Regions from separate parts of the Homo sapiens genome. Here region 2 is linked to region 1. Evidence: chromatin contacts called from ENCODE Hi-C or POLR2A ChIA-PET data. All regions are on one chromosome and are shown on one strand. The core of a region is the stretch at or near the end of the contact, and the rest is flanking DNA. Distances in the headings are between cores, read along the strand shown. Region 1 has its middle 6.8 kb from the start of LINC01341. Region 2 has its middle 6.7 kb from the start of MIR3916.

Region 1 (5,807 bases), core at 1,450-3,949:
GAAAGCGTCCCACGCGGCACATGCCAGGCCCACAGGGCCAGGAGGGGAGTGTGGCTGGGGAGGCGCTGCAACCCACTTGGCTTCTCTCCTGAGGGTCCATTGTTTGGAACCCACCCAGCTCTTTCGGTTTTGTCCAAGGTTCCTTCCACTATACCTGCCTCTGCCAGATGTCCTCCTCATTCCTCAGGTCCCCCAGGGGACAGCAAAAATCACATTCGTTGAGGCCAAATGGTGAATGAATGAGCTCTTTCATTTGTCTTATGAATGACCTGTTCAGGGTACCAAGTTGACCACCCCGTCAGGAGAACTCAGGCCTGCTCTGGATTTTATGTGTGTGACTGACCCAGAAGTAGGCAGGGGGGAGAAGGAGACACTCACTGTCCTGTTGGGGAGCAGGGTGCTATGCAGGTATGCAGCACCGCCTCCTCCAGCCCATCACAGTTCAGAAACTCCACTTGCTCCTCCAGCTTCATGCAGTAGGCCAGCGACTGGAGCCAGATGTGAGCTGAGCCCAAGCGGACGACCTCGACAGGATCCCAGAAAGGGTCGTCATCTCGAGCCACAGGGCCGTGATCTCCATCTAGAAAGCGCTGGTAAAGTTCCTGCATTAGGAATTTCCTATTGATGAACTTGGCTTTTGACCATATCCACACCTGGAAACACAGAGGTAGGTCACCAGTATTTGATTCATCTGCTGCTCTCACAATTCATCACTCTGATTTTCCCAGCATGCTCCCTTCATTGACTGGGTTTGCGGTACGCATGACCACATCCCACTTTCTCCACACCTAGCTTTGCTGACATCAAGAATATCGTATTAATTCCTGGACCTGTTACTTCCCCATTGCTTGAGCCTAGGAAACGATTTAGAGGAGATGATGAAGGGGTTAGAAAACAGATCCTCTCAGGGGAGAAGGTTTGGGGCTTATGGTGTCAGAATGGTCCTCAAAGATGCCCATGTGCTAATCCCCAGAACCTGTGAATATATTACTTTGCATGGCAAACGGAAATTAAGGTTTGTCATCAACTGACCTTAAAATACGGAGATTAGCCTGGAGTATCCAGGTGGCCCCAATGAAATCACAAGGGTCTTCAATATGGCCGAGAGAAGCAGAAGAGAGGGTCAGAGATAGGATAATGCCTGCGGGGTCAGAGAGAGGTTATGTGGCGGCTTTGAAGATGGAGGGAGGTGGCCTCTAAAAGCTGGAAGGGGCCGGGAAACAGATTCTCTTCCTCAGGCCCAGAAAGCAGTACCGCTCTGTCGACACCCTGCTTTTAGCCCAATGAGACCCAATTTGGACTTCTCACGTGTAGAACGATAAGGTAGTAAGTTTGGGTCATTTAATGAGCCTGGTCATTCATGAACAGCAGCCATGGAAGATGATGCGGGGGTAGTTAGTCTGGAGAAGAGCTGAGAAGTGGCTCCCCCGCCATGACTGGAGTGCACACGGGCACACATCCACAAGCACAGGAGACACTCCCCACAGCCTTCCCAGCCCAGCATGGCAGGCATTCTGAGCTCCATTCTGTAGAGACCCAAGCAGGCGTCCTTCCTTGTTCAGGGGTCCACACCCAGTGCACAGCAGATCCAGGACAACAGCCTGCCGCTGTCTTCCTCCTCACTGGGTGAGGACAGGGCCTCTGTCAGCACTGGCTCTGGAGAGGAAACAAACCTGAAGCCACAGGAGGAGGGATTCCAGAGGGATTCCAGGTAGGTCGTTTTTAGACCATAAATATCAGGTAAAACTAGCAACTCCTTTTCTGAGCAACTGGAAAAGCAAAAGCAAAAATCAGCAGACAAGTCGTTCCATGTATGATGTCTCTTCATAAAAAGGACATTCTCAGGACTCTGAAAACAGATTCCATCTTTGTTGGCCTCAAAGTGAAGAACCGTAGTGCTCTCCTAGAGGCGGCACCACCATTAAATAAGAATGTGGGGGGGCGGGCGCGGTGGCTCACGGCTGTAATCCCAGCACTGTGGGAGGCCGAGGCGGGCGGATCACGAGGTCAGGAGATCGAGACCAGCCTGGCTAACAGTGAAACCCCGTCTCTACCAAAAATACAAAAAATTAGCCGGGAGTGCTGGCGGGCACCTGTAGTCCCAGCTACTTGGGAGGCTGAGGCAGGAGAACGCTTTAACCCAGGAGATGGAGCTTGCAGGGAGCCAAGATCGCGCCACTGCACTCCAGCCTGGGTGACAGAGCAAGACTCCATCTCAAAAAAAAAAAAAATATGGGGGCAGCAGGGAACAACAGGAGTTCTAGTCATTGTGGTTTTTCTGTTTGTGTTTTTCTTTTCTTTTTAAGACATGTGATCTTGCTGTGTCACCCAGGCTGGAATGCAGTGGCTCAATCTTAGCTCACTGCAGCCTTGAACTCCTGGGCTCAGGCGGGCCTCCTGCTTCAGCCTCTGAGTAGCTGGACTGCAGGCGTGCGCCTGCACCGGCTTATTCTGTTTTTTTCTTAAAGACTTTAGGGAACTAAGATCATGGGAATCTAAATAATAAATGAATTCACTGCCTCATTACCTCTGGATATCAGACCACAGGCCTGGTGTCAGTTAAAATTGCATGTCATCCTTGGCCTGAGGAGGAAACAGGTCGGCGAGGCTCCAGGATAGGCTGCGAGCCCATGCTGACTCCCGCCTGCTCCCGGGTGGGCTCTGCAGGCCTGGCTCAGAGTTCCCTGGCAGGATGTGCTGCTCACCAGAGCCAACAGCTGTTGGGTGAATACTGCTGAAAGGTAACCGCAAGCTGGCAGCATTTCCAGGTCAAAAAACCCTCCCCAACCCTCACACAGCCCTGGTTTGCTCGTGAGCTTGTCTATGATATGTGACTCCCAACAGCTGCACAACACTGCGTCCTCCCTGAGAGCTGCAGCAGCAGTCACCGTCCACACGGTCAGCAGGGAGGATAGGTAAACACATACAAGATCAACCGCAAAGTAGCATTCGTGTTTCTAGCTGGGACCCACAGCTGTCTCTGCTGCTCTTCTAGTCTTCGGAAGTGCCTGTCTCACATGCACTGCCAACATCTACACACCCTGTCACAAGAGACCCCCAGACCACAGCCTTCCAGACGTCTCCATCTACACACCCTGTCACAAGAGACCCCCAGACCACAGCCTTCCAGAAGCCTCCATCTACACACCGTGTCACAAGAGAGACCCCCAGGCCACAGCCTTCCAGAAGCCTCCATCTACACACCGTGTCACAAGAGACCCCCAGACCACAGCCTTCCAGAAGCCTCCATCTACACACCGTGTCACAAGAGACCCCCAGACCACAGCCTTCCAGAAGCCTCCATCTACACACCGTGTCACAAGAGACCCCCAGACCACAGCCTTCCAGAAGCCTCCATCTACACACCGTGTCACAAGAGACCCCCAGACCACAGCCTTCCAGAAGCCTCCATCTACACACCGTGTCACAAGAGACCCCCAGACCACAGCCTTCCAGAAGCCTCCATCTACACACCGTGTCACAAGAGACCCCCAGACCACAGCCTTCCAGAAGCCTCCATCTACACACCGTGTCACAAGAGACCCTCACACTACAGCCTTCCAGAAGCCTCCATCTACATACCATGTCACAGGAGACCCTCAGACCGCAGCCTTCCAGAAGCCTCCATCTACACACCATGTCACAAGAGACCCTCAGACTACAGCCTTCCAGAAGCCTCCATCTACATACCATGTCACAGGAGACTCTCAGGCTGCAGCCTCCCAGAAGCCTCCTGAGGAAAGCAGGGCTTCATCTGAAGACAGGTCACTGGCACTAAGCTTACTTGTTTTTTTGAGACAGGGTCTCTGTCTGTCGCCCAGGCTGGAGAATAGTGGTGTGATCACGGCTCACTGTAGCCTCGACCTCCTCAGGCTCAGGTGATTCTCCTACCTCAGCCTCCCCAGTAGCAGGGACTACAGGTGCTCACCACCATACTCAGCTAATTTTGTATTTTTTGTAGAGACGGGGTTTCACCATGTTGCCCAAGCTGGTCTCAAACTCCTGAGCTCAAGCCATCCACCCACCTCGGCCTCCCCAAATCCTGGGATTACAGATGCGAACTACCGTGCTGGGCCTAATCTTACTGTTTTAATGTAAAAATGGACAGTCTTGAGGAAGACAGATTGGTAAGATTCATATCTTCATGAGAAAAAAAATAGAAAAAAAAAAAAACAAACTGTACGACCCCCTTAAAAGAGAACCTGGTATGTTTAAGCAGAAGCAGTCCTATCAGACAGCTACCTGTCCCAGTGACAGGATGCTGGGCTGAAGGAAAATGAGGGCATGAATCCAGGCCCTCAGCCCTCCCATACAATTCTCCCAATGATAAGTGTGAGAACACCGTCTCCTGTTCTGTTTCTGGTAATGACAGGCAGGTGCTCATGAGTGTCTTCGTGTGCACTCAATAACCCTTCTGTTAGCAACAGTTTAAAAGGCTATTTTTCGAACTACCTTGGACTATAATACAAAATAGAATAGCATGGAAAATGGTTTTTTAGAATTACAAATTTTCTTAAAACAAGGTCTGACAAGACAGGAAACTGCCAAGCCAAATTCTAGGGGAAAGCCTGGCCCGAAAGAGGCACGTGGAATATCGGGGCACCAGAGCCACTTTGCCCCAGTGGCCTTTGCTGGAAAAAAAAGAAAAATGCAAAGTACAAACACACTGAGGGGTCCCCTCCAAGGCCTCACGGAACATGGCAGAGAAGTCCATGCTGACTCCCTAGGGTGAGGGTCTCACGGGAGACCCTGTCTGCATCACACAGACCTGCAGGAAAGGGGCCGGTCTCTGAGGAGCTGGGCTCCAGGAGGATCCTTGCTTGGTTTCCTCCCTGGGGCAGCATCTTGGCAGCCCCAGCACCTGGAGGGCGAAACCCCGTGGACGGGGTGGTGGATGCAGTGCACAGGTGCTGACCACATGGGACGCACACACATGCTTATAGTCTTAGCTCATTTCACAATTTTTAAAAGCTTTACAAAAATCGGTCTCGGCCCAGAACATTTTGGCAATTTTCGGGCGATGAGCAGATGAGCAGAAAAGTGAAACTCAGAGAAGCTTCAATTGCTGAGCAGGGAGGGAGCAGCCCGGGGTGGGGGCCGGAGGCGCAGTCTGGAAAGGCAACGGGTGAGTGTGCTGGAGCCGGAAGCCTGAGGGCTGCTCCTCCAGGGGCCTGATATGCACAAGGGGTGCTGCAAGATGGGCCTGCATTTCTGTTTCCTCCTTTGGAGGCAGAGGGAGAGGAAACAGGGTCTTAAGTTTCTAAAATGGAATTTCCTGATAGTAAGGTCCAGCCAGTGGAGTTGGTGAAACAGCCTTTTCTGGAGTCCCTAGGAGGATTGCTTTTCTCATTGCTGCAGAAAGGCAGTCTGTGTTCTCACGGGCACATGTACACACAAACACACACTTGCACACACACACACGCACCTACGTGCATGGACAGACACCACTACCACTTGTATAAACTCCCAGGCTCCCTTCTGGTACAAAAGCCTTTGAGTCATACTCAGCATGAACAGATGCTCAGTGCAGGCTAGCTTAGGAACGCTCCCAGGAGCTGGTGCTGTGAGGGAGGGTGCAGGACAGGGAATGGCTGGTGCTGGGAGGGAGGACCCAGGACAGGGAACGGGAGAGTGGATCCCCCTGTTCCCCAGAGCTCCAGCTCATACTTGGAATACGTTTTGCCCTTGACTGGGTCTCCGGAGGCTGCAGCTGGTAAAGATAACCTGTGTCCCCATGGATCCTCACCTCCTGGGTCCCGTCCCCGTGGATCCTCACCTCCTGAGTCCCGTCCCCGTGCGGCCTCACC
Region 2 (6,180 bases), core at 3,526-6,025, 430 kb after region 1:
ACTGGACCTGGAAAACTCAAAGGGTGCCACTCTGAAACTGGGGCTTTAAGATGTCTATGTCGGCCAGGCACAGCGGCTCATGCCTGTAATCCCAGCATTTGGGAGGCCAAGGCAAGAGGACAGCATGAAGCCAGGAGTTCGAGACCATCCAGGGCAACATAAGTGAGATCTCACCCCTACACAAAATAAAAAATAAAATTTGCAATGTGGTGTGGTGTGTCCCTTTAGTTCTCGCTGTTGAGGAAGGAGGATCACTTGAGCCCAGGAGTCTGAGGCTGCAGTAAGCTATGAATGTGCCACTGCACTCCAGCCTGAGTGAAAAGAATGAAACCGTGTCTCAAAAAATAAAATAATTAAAAGCTTTAAGAAAGGGGAGAAGAGCAAAATTTATTCCCCTACTTTCTGGTGGAGGAATTAAGCCTCTTATTTCTAGCTGCTGTCAGTATAAAGAGCTTCTTTCATGCTTGGGGTGTACGGACACCTGCAGGGGGGTGCTCCCCAGGAAGAACTAACCGGGCCTTCAATGACCTTCCACAGCCAAGTCAAGGGCCATCGTCTTGGACTCATGGATATCTGAATTCCAGTAGGTCTGGATTCAGGCACTTGAGGGGTAGCCTGGGACAAACTGTGTATCAAAGAGGGTTTGTGGGAAAGAAAAAACAGAAAAGTGCTGTCAAGTACCCATGTTAAGTACTCAGTGCAGGGTTAGTGAAGAAGTGGTCTGTGCCTACAGATACTGGCCCAAGTGGGGCTATGCTCCGGCTCATTCCTGTGTCCATGCAGGCAGATGAGATGACGGTCATATCGTGGAGGGGCCAGGTTGCTGGGGGTGGGGATAGGCCAGGAGTCTTCCAGGCACCTGTGTGGGTTTTCCATGGGAAACTCTAGAAGCAAAGGTGCTGTGATGGGATTCCTGAGGGTGAAGCCTTGTTCTGGGAGGGACATGGCCACGTCAGTGCCTAGTGGGTATGTTTACAAGTGGGTGAAAATCACGTAGTGGCAGCAGACTAAAGACGGGGTCTGTCCTCAGAACTCTTTGCTTCTAAGTCCTCAGTCCTGTCTGATCCTGAGAAGAGAGCTGGAATCCCAGGAGAATGTGCAGTGTGTGTGCAGGAGAATAGACCCTCCCAATCCTGCGACACCCCGAGGTGCCTCCAGCCCAGACCACTGTGATGTCTTGTCTTTTTTATTTATTTTTTTTTTTCGAGACGGAGTGTTGCTCTGTCGCCCATGCTGGAGTGCAGTGGCGTGATCTGGGCTCACTGCAAGCTCTGCCTCCCAGGTTCACGCCATTCTCCTGCCTCAGCCTCCCAAGTAACTGGGACTACAGGCGCCCGCCACCACGCCCGGCTAGTTTTTTGTATTTTTAGTAGAGACGGGGTTTCACTGTGATAGCCAGGATGGTCTCAATCTCCTGACCTCGTGATCCACCCGCCTTGGCCTCCCACAGTGCTGGGATTACAGGCTGTGATGTCTTTTTTTTCTGACACCAAATGTGTGGAGTTTGCTGAACACCAACCAATTCTCCAACACCAACAGGGTGCTGGAGCAACTCAGTTCTGACACCACCCAAAAAAAAGTTGGTACAGGACCCACAGGTTCAGGACTCAGTCCCACAACACTGCCCCCAAGGCAGGGGCCAGTCACACGTCCCCGGGGGCCCAGCAATACTTCTGGGCTACTGCCTATAGATCAGAAACTCCCATCACCCACTCCTCAAGTTCAATAATTTGATACAGCTATTCGCAGAACTCAGCAAAGCACTGTACTTATGTTTACCAGTTTATTGTAAAAGATACAACTCAGGAACAGTCAAATGGAAGAGCTGAATATGGCAATGGAAAGTGGTGGGGGAAGATGGAGCAGGTAAATAGCTGTGATTAATGAAATCCTTCAGCTCTGTGTTCTCCAAGAACAGCTTAATAAAAAGCAACACCCCTCTAACTTAGATGAAGCTCCTTCTTATACCTATCACAAAGCCAGGCACAGACTCTCAAATTCCCATTTTCCCCCTATAAACAGTCAGCTGAATAATTTTGTCTTCAGTTGTTAGAACAAAATACTTATTAACAAAACTGCTTAAGATTCTCTCCTTCTCCTAGGCCCATGAATTTGTCCCACCCTTTGCTTGAGCTAACATACAACTCCTATTTATGCCCCTCCTAAGAACAGGCTGATTTGGGAGTCAAACTTTCTCTAATCTAGGATCTGATTTGCCACCCTGCATCTTGTCCTCTCACTCTCACCTTTCTACTCTGGTTTGTTCCTCCAAACGAAAGAAAGCCCTTGTCTGCCTAAACTTTGAGATCCTGGAAGATATAGTTGGTGCTTTCCCTCTGTTGTAATACTCCTTTGAAGTAAGTAACTTCTTATCTAAATGTGAATTTGTTTTATTTGACAAAGTCTAGAAACAGCCCCAGAACAATAACAATTCCATCCTCAGAAAGAGCCTCCAGACTCCGACCCCAACAGCATCTGCCTGTGGATCCCAGCTCTCTAGGGCTCTATAGCTCCTCTCAGTATAAAGTGCTCCTTTCATGTTGGGGTGTGCAGGCTGGGACACCTGCAGGGGAGGCTCCCCAGTAAGAACTAACCGGGTCTTCAATGACCTTGTTTTGCAGGCTCAAGATTGGCCTTGGCTTAGAGTCACTGGGCTCCGACTTCTATTTCCCAGTCAGGGTTATTCACTTAGTTGTAAATGAGAAAATGCTCAGTGTTTGAAGAATCCAGCAAAATCACTCAAACACAGTGTTTATTTAAGAGAATAAAATTATAAGGCACTTACATTGTATACCTCAATAGAAAAAGCAAAACTCTCTATCAGTTTCAGACAATAAACATGTCACATTATTTCCGTAATTCAAATCATTCAGTAAACAATCACATATGAACATATCTAGGAGATGCCAAGTCCCATCTTGTAAAATTCAGTATTAAACTCAGACATCTAGATAATAGAGATATCAACTCCACAAGTCCTCTACCCTGCAAAAAAGAGGAACTAATATTTTGATGAAGCAATGTAATTCACCAATTAATCTACTACTTTTTTTGTGGAAATGTATTCATTTCCTATAGCCATACTGGAAGAGGATTTTCCCTATTACTTTCCCTGGTAGCATTCCCACAGCTACGCCCTGGGATTCTGTTTAAAATCACCCCTAAAAAGGAACAGGCCTGACAAACTTACTATACTCTAGGGAAGAAAAAGGTAAATCAGAATTTTTAACAAGTGAATATTTGACTATATATGTAATGTCTTTTCTGAAATCCACCTCTTAAACATTTTCTTACCTTTGAAACTCTACTGTTAAAATGCAATTGACAGTTAATAAAAAACTAAGGTTGAATTAAGTGAAAAAAATGTTTCAAGGTGTAAAACCCAGGAAGTGGCAATGCTGATTGGAACACAGACAAATCTGACTCAAGTGCCAAGTCAGGCCGTCCTATCACTTGGGACCTTCCTCTGTTTCCATACTGCTCACTGACCACCTTCCCGCCTTGCCCAGGAGCCACCACACTGTGCCCCACTGGGTGCCCCAAGTGGCTTGACTTTGCAGATTCTCGCGCCCCCTCACTGCAGTGGGTCTTCCTTGTCCTTTGGAACAGTTTTTCCCCCTTCACAAGTCTGAGAGAATCCAGATGTCAGAAATCATTTCTGTTTTTTCTTCTCAATATCAGCATCCAACTGGCTGACCAGCAATGTGTCCCCAAGGAACAGACGCTGGAGTTGGGTGAAGACAATCTGCATGTCCTAAGGGGTTAGCTTTGTAAATGAAGGGTAGGACCAGCTTCCTCTCAGCCCCAGGGCATCCATCTGCTCCCTTAAGAGGCTCCACCTCCATCACTGAGGCTGTCCTCTGGGAGGAAAGGAACAACGTGCTAATGTTCACTAAACATGCCTTGAGATGGGTCACCCCCAGACAATTATGAAACCCAGGCACAGAAAAAGACTGGAGGGTGGCTGAGGACACATGACCTTGTAAAATTTCCAAAGCAGAACCTCAAACCAAAGACATTCCGATAAGGTGTCTGTGCCTGGGGAAGATAAAAGAAGAGACACAAAGATTTTTTTTAAAGCAGTGTGTCAGGTGATTCTTCTCTGCTCACATAAAATGTTTACAAACAGAAAACAGATGTCTAAAAAAAGTGCCATCCAATGCTCTGTGAAAAAATGATGAAAACACTGTGTGTGAAATGTACAATAAAGGACACACAGGCTGGGGGGACAGGATGGTGGATGTGAGACCGTGCTTGCCACACATTTGGAAACGCAGTGGAAAACCAGTCCCCCTCTGGAGTGTTTAAAATAATTAACTAGCAATCAATTAGACTGAAGTAGCACTAGGACCATCGGTTCCTAAGGAAAAAAATCTAACTGAAATACATGTCTTGTAAATTACTACCTTAGGAAGAAACGATTTTCAGCCTGAACCAACCACAAACCTCCAATTAACCTCTCATTAAATAACCAGGAAATTTCCACCTGGACAGTCCACATAAGGCGACTCCACAACTGTAACTGTAACCAAGTTCTGAATTTGGTTCGCTTCCTTATGCCCCTTACAAAAGCCTTTGCTCCAAGCACCCACAAACCATGACTGGGCGCTCTGCATTGATGAACAGCTCTTTGCTCAAATAATCTCTTTAACGTTTAAACCTTGATTCCCTTTTCATTTTTACCAGGAGAAAGGAGGGCCTGGGACCCCACAGCCCACAGCTCCTCCCACGCAGTGGCTCCTCCTGGGTCGGGGCTCTCCCCCAGGCCCCTGCCGTCGCCACCGCACAGCTGCCAGCGAGGGGACGCGCCGGGCGGAAGTCGAGCGCAGAAGCGGACCGGACGCCGGGTGAGGCTGGCGGCCCAGCCCACATCCTGAGGCCAGGGGAAGCTGAGGGCCGGGCGGGTCCAGCGGGGTCTCGGGTCTGCAGACTCCGGAGGCAGCTGTGGGGAGGCCTGGGGCCGCCACAGCCAGTTCCAGCCCGTTTCCATCAGCCCCCTGCCCACCTCGGGACCCCGCCCACATACTCACCATTTCCCAGCTTCCCGGGTGTCCAGGCTGCTTAGCTATGGATCTCCTGATACCTGCAGGTCAGAGGGCAAGAGGCTGTGGCGGCCACCTGAGCTTCCCCGAGCAAAGCACGCCGAGCACAGAAGACGACCCAGCTGAGGCTGGCAGGAGAGACGAAGGCCCCGCCAGATCCCGGAAGCCGCGCCCTTCTGTCCGGCTGCACGCCCGATTGGACGGTTCCTACGTCAGCGCCCCTGATTGGATAGGGCTCCAGGCCCCGCCCCCTCAGTCCCTGAGTGACGGAGGATGTGATCGGACGCTGGGCTGAGGGCGACAAAGTGACAGGTTCTTGGCTGCAGCCTTTTCATGCAGGGCTTCCTGCTTGCGCTGGGCCTGGCCCAGCCCAGGGGGCATTTTCATTTAACCTTTTGTATAAGGTTATATCCATTTATAAATAATATATATATGTTATTCACAAATGAAAACAATATAATGGCAATGATTTTAACATTTCAGATTTTATGACCTTTCTGGCCTCTGGTAGTTTGATCAGGCAGCCTGAAATTTCAAAAAGGGAGGCAATCCTTTAAGAAATAAAATGTAAGCCACGTGTGAATTTTAAATTTCCTAGTAGCCACCTTTTAAACATTAAAAGTAACAGGTGAAACTGATTGTAATAATTTATTTAACCCAATATATTCAAAATATTATCATTTCAATGTATGATCAATATCTCAATATTCATCAATATATTAATGAACTATATAATTTTCGGTAGTCAATCTGTGAAACTCACTCTGTATTTCACCTTCCCAGCACGTCTCTGTTCAGCCACATTCCAGGCCCTCAGTACTCACACATGGCCAGTGGCTGTCACACTGCCGTGCAGCTCTGAGGGAGGTGAACGGTCTGAACCCTCATTTCCTTCCAGCAGTGAAAGATCGGTCCTCCTTATCAACGTCTCTCCCCAGGCCAAAGGCTGAAGGGACAGGGCCCTAGAGAGAGCAAGGGCTGCAAAAAGAGAGTGTCCACAGGTAGACCATTGCTGCCCCGCCTGCTGTCCATCTTCCTCCCAAAAATCAGACAGTCAAAAAAAGAACAATGGAGCCCCCAGGAGGACCTAATCCCCAGTCTTCAGGTCTTCCACAGCTTTGACTTCCAAAGTTTAGAT

Evidence for each region. A loop is a pair of places that touch in the nucleus more often than their neighbours do. ChIA-PET counts read pairs that join two places held with the same protein, here RNA polymerase II (POLR2A). Pooled maps may share reads with other maps.
Region 2: a pooled map shows a loop between it and region 1 (3-fold over the local background). The contact joins two enhancer-like sites. A Hi-C loop is called at or near these places in 2 of 37 single-sample maps with no recorded cell type and 6 of 50 pooled maps. POLR2A ChIA-PET finds 5 or more read pairs at or near these places in 1 of 52 experiments (BJ).

Annotation. Positions count from the first base shown.
Region 1 is chr1:246,779,917-246,785,723 of GRCh38, forward strand. It overlaps the pseudogene KIF28P. Among named protein-coding and RNA genes, the nearest start is that of LINC01341, 6.8 kb to the right of the region's middle. RefSeq lists an enhancer at 2,828-2,947. Within about 2 kb of position 2,700, at least 7 of the 41 ENCODE cell types and tissues checked have a DNase peak (open chromatin) inside an H3K27ac peak, as active enhancers do.
Region 2 is chr1:247,205,661-247,211,840 of GRCh38, forward strand. No RefSeq gene overlaps it. Among named protein-coding and RNA genes, the nearest start is that of MIR3916, 6.7 kb to the left of the region's middle. RefSeq lists silencers at 4,789-4,998, 5,139-5,398 and an enhancer at 4,805-5,304. Within about 2 kb of position 4,776, at least 35 of the 41 ENCODE cell types and tissues checked have a DNase peak (open chromatin) inside an H3K27ac peak, as active enhancers do.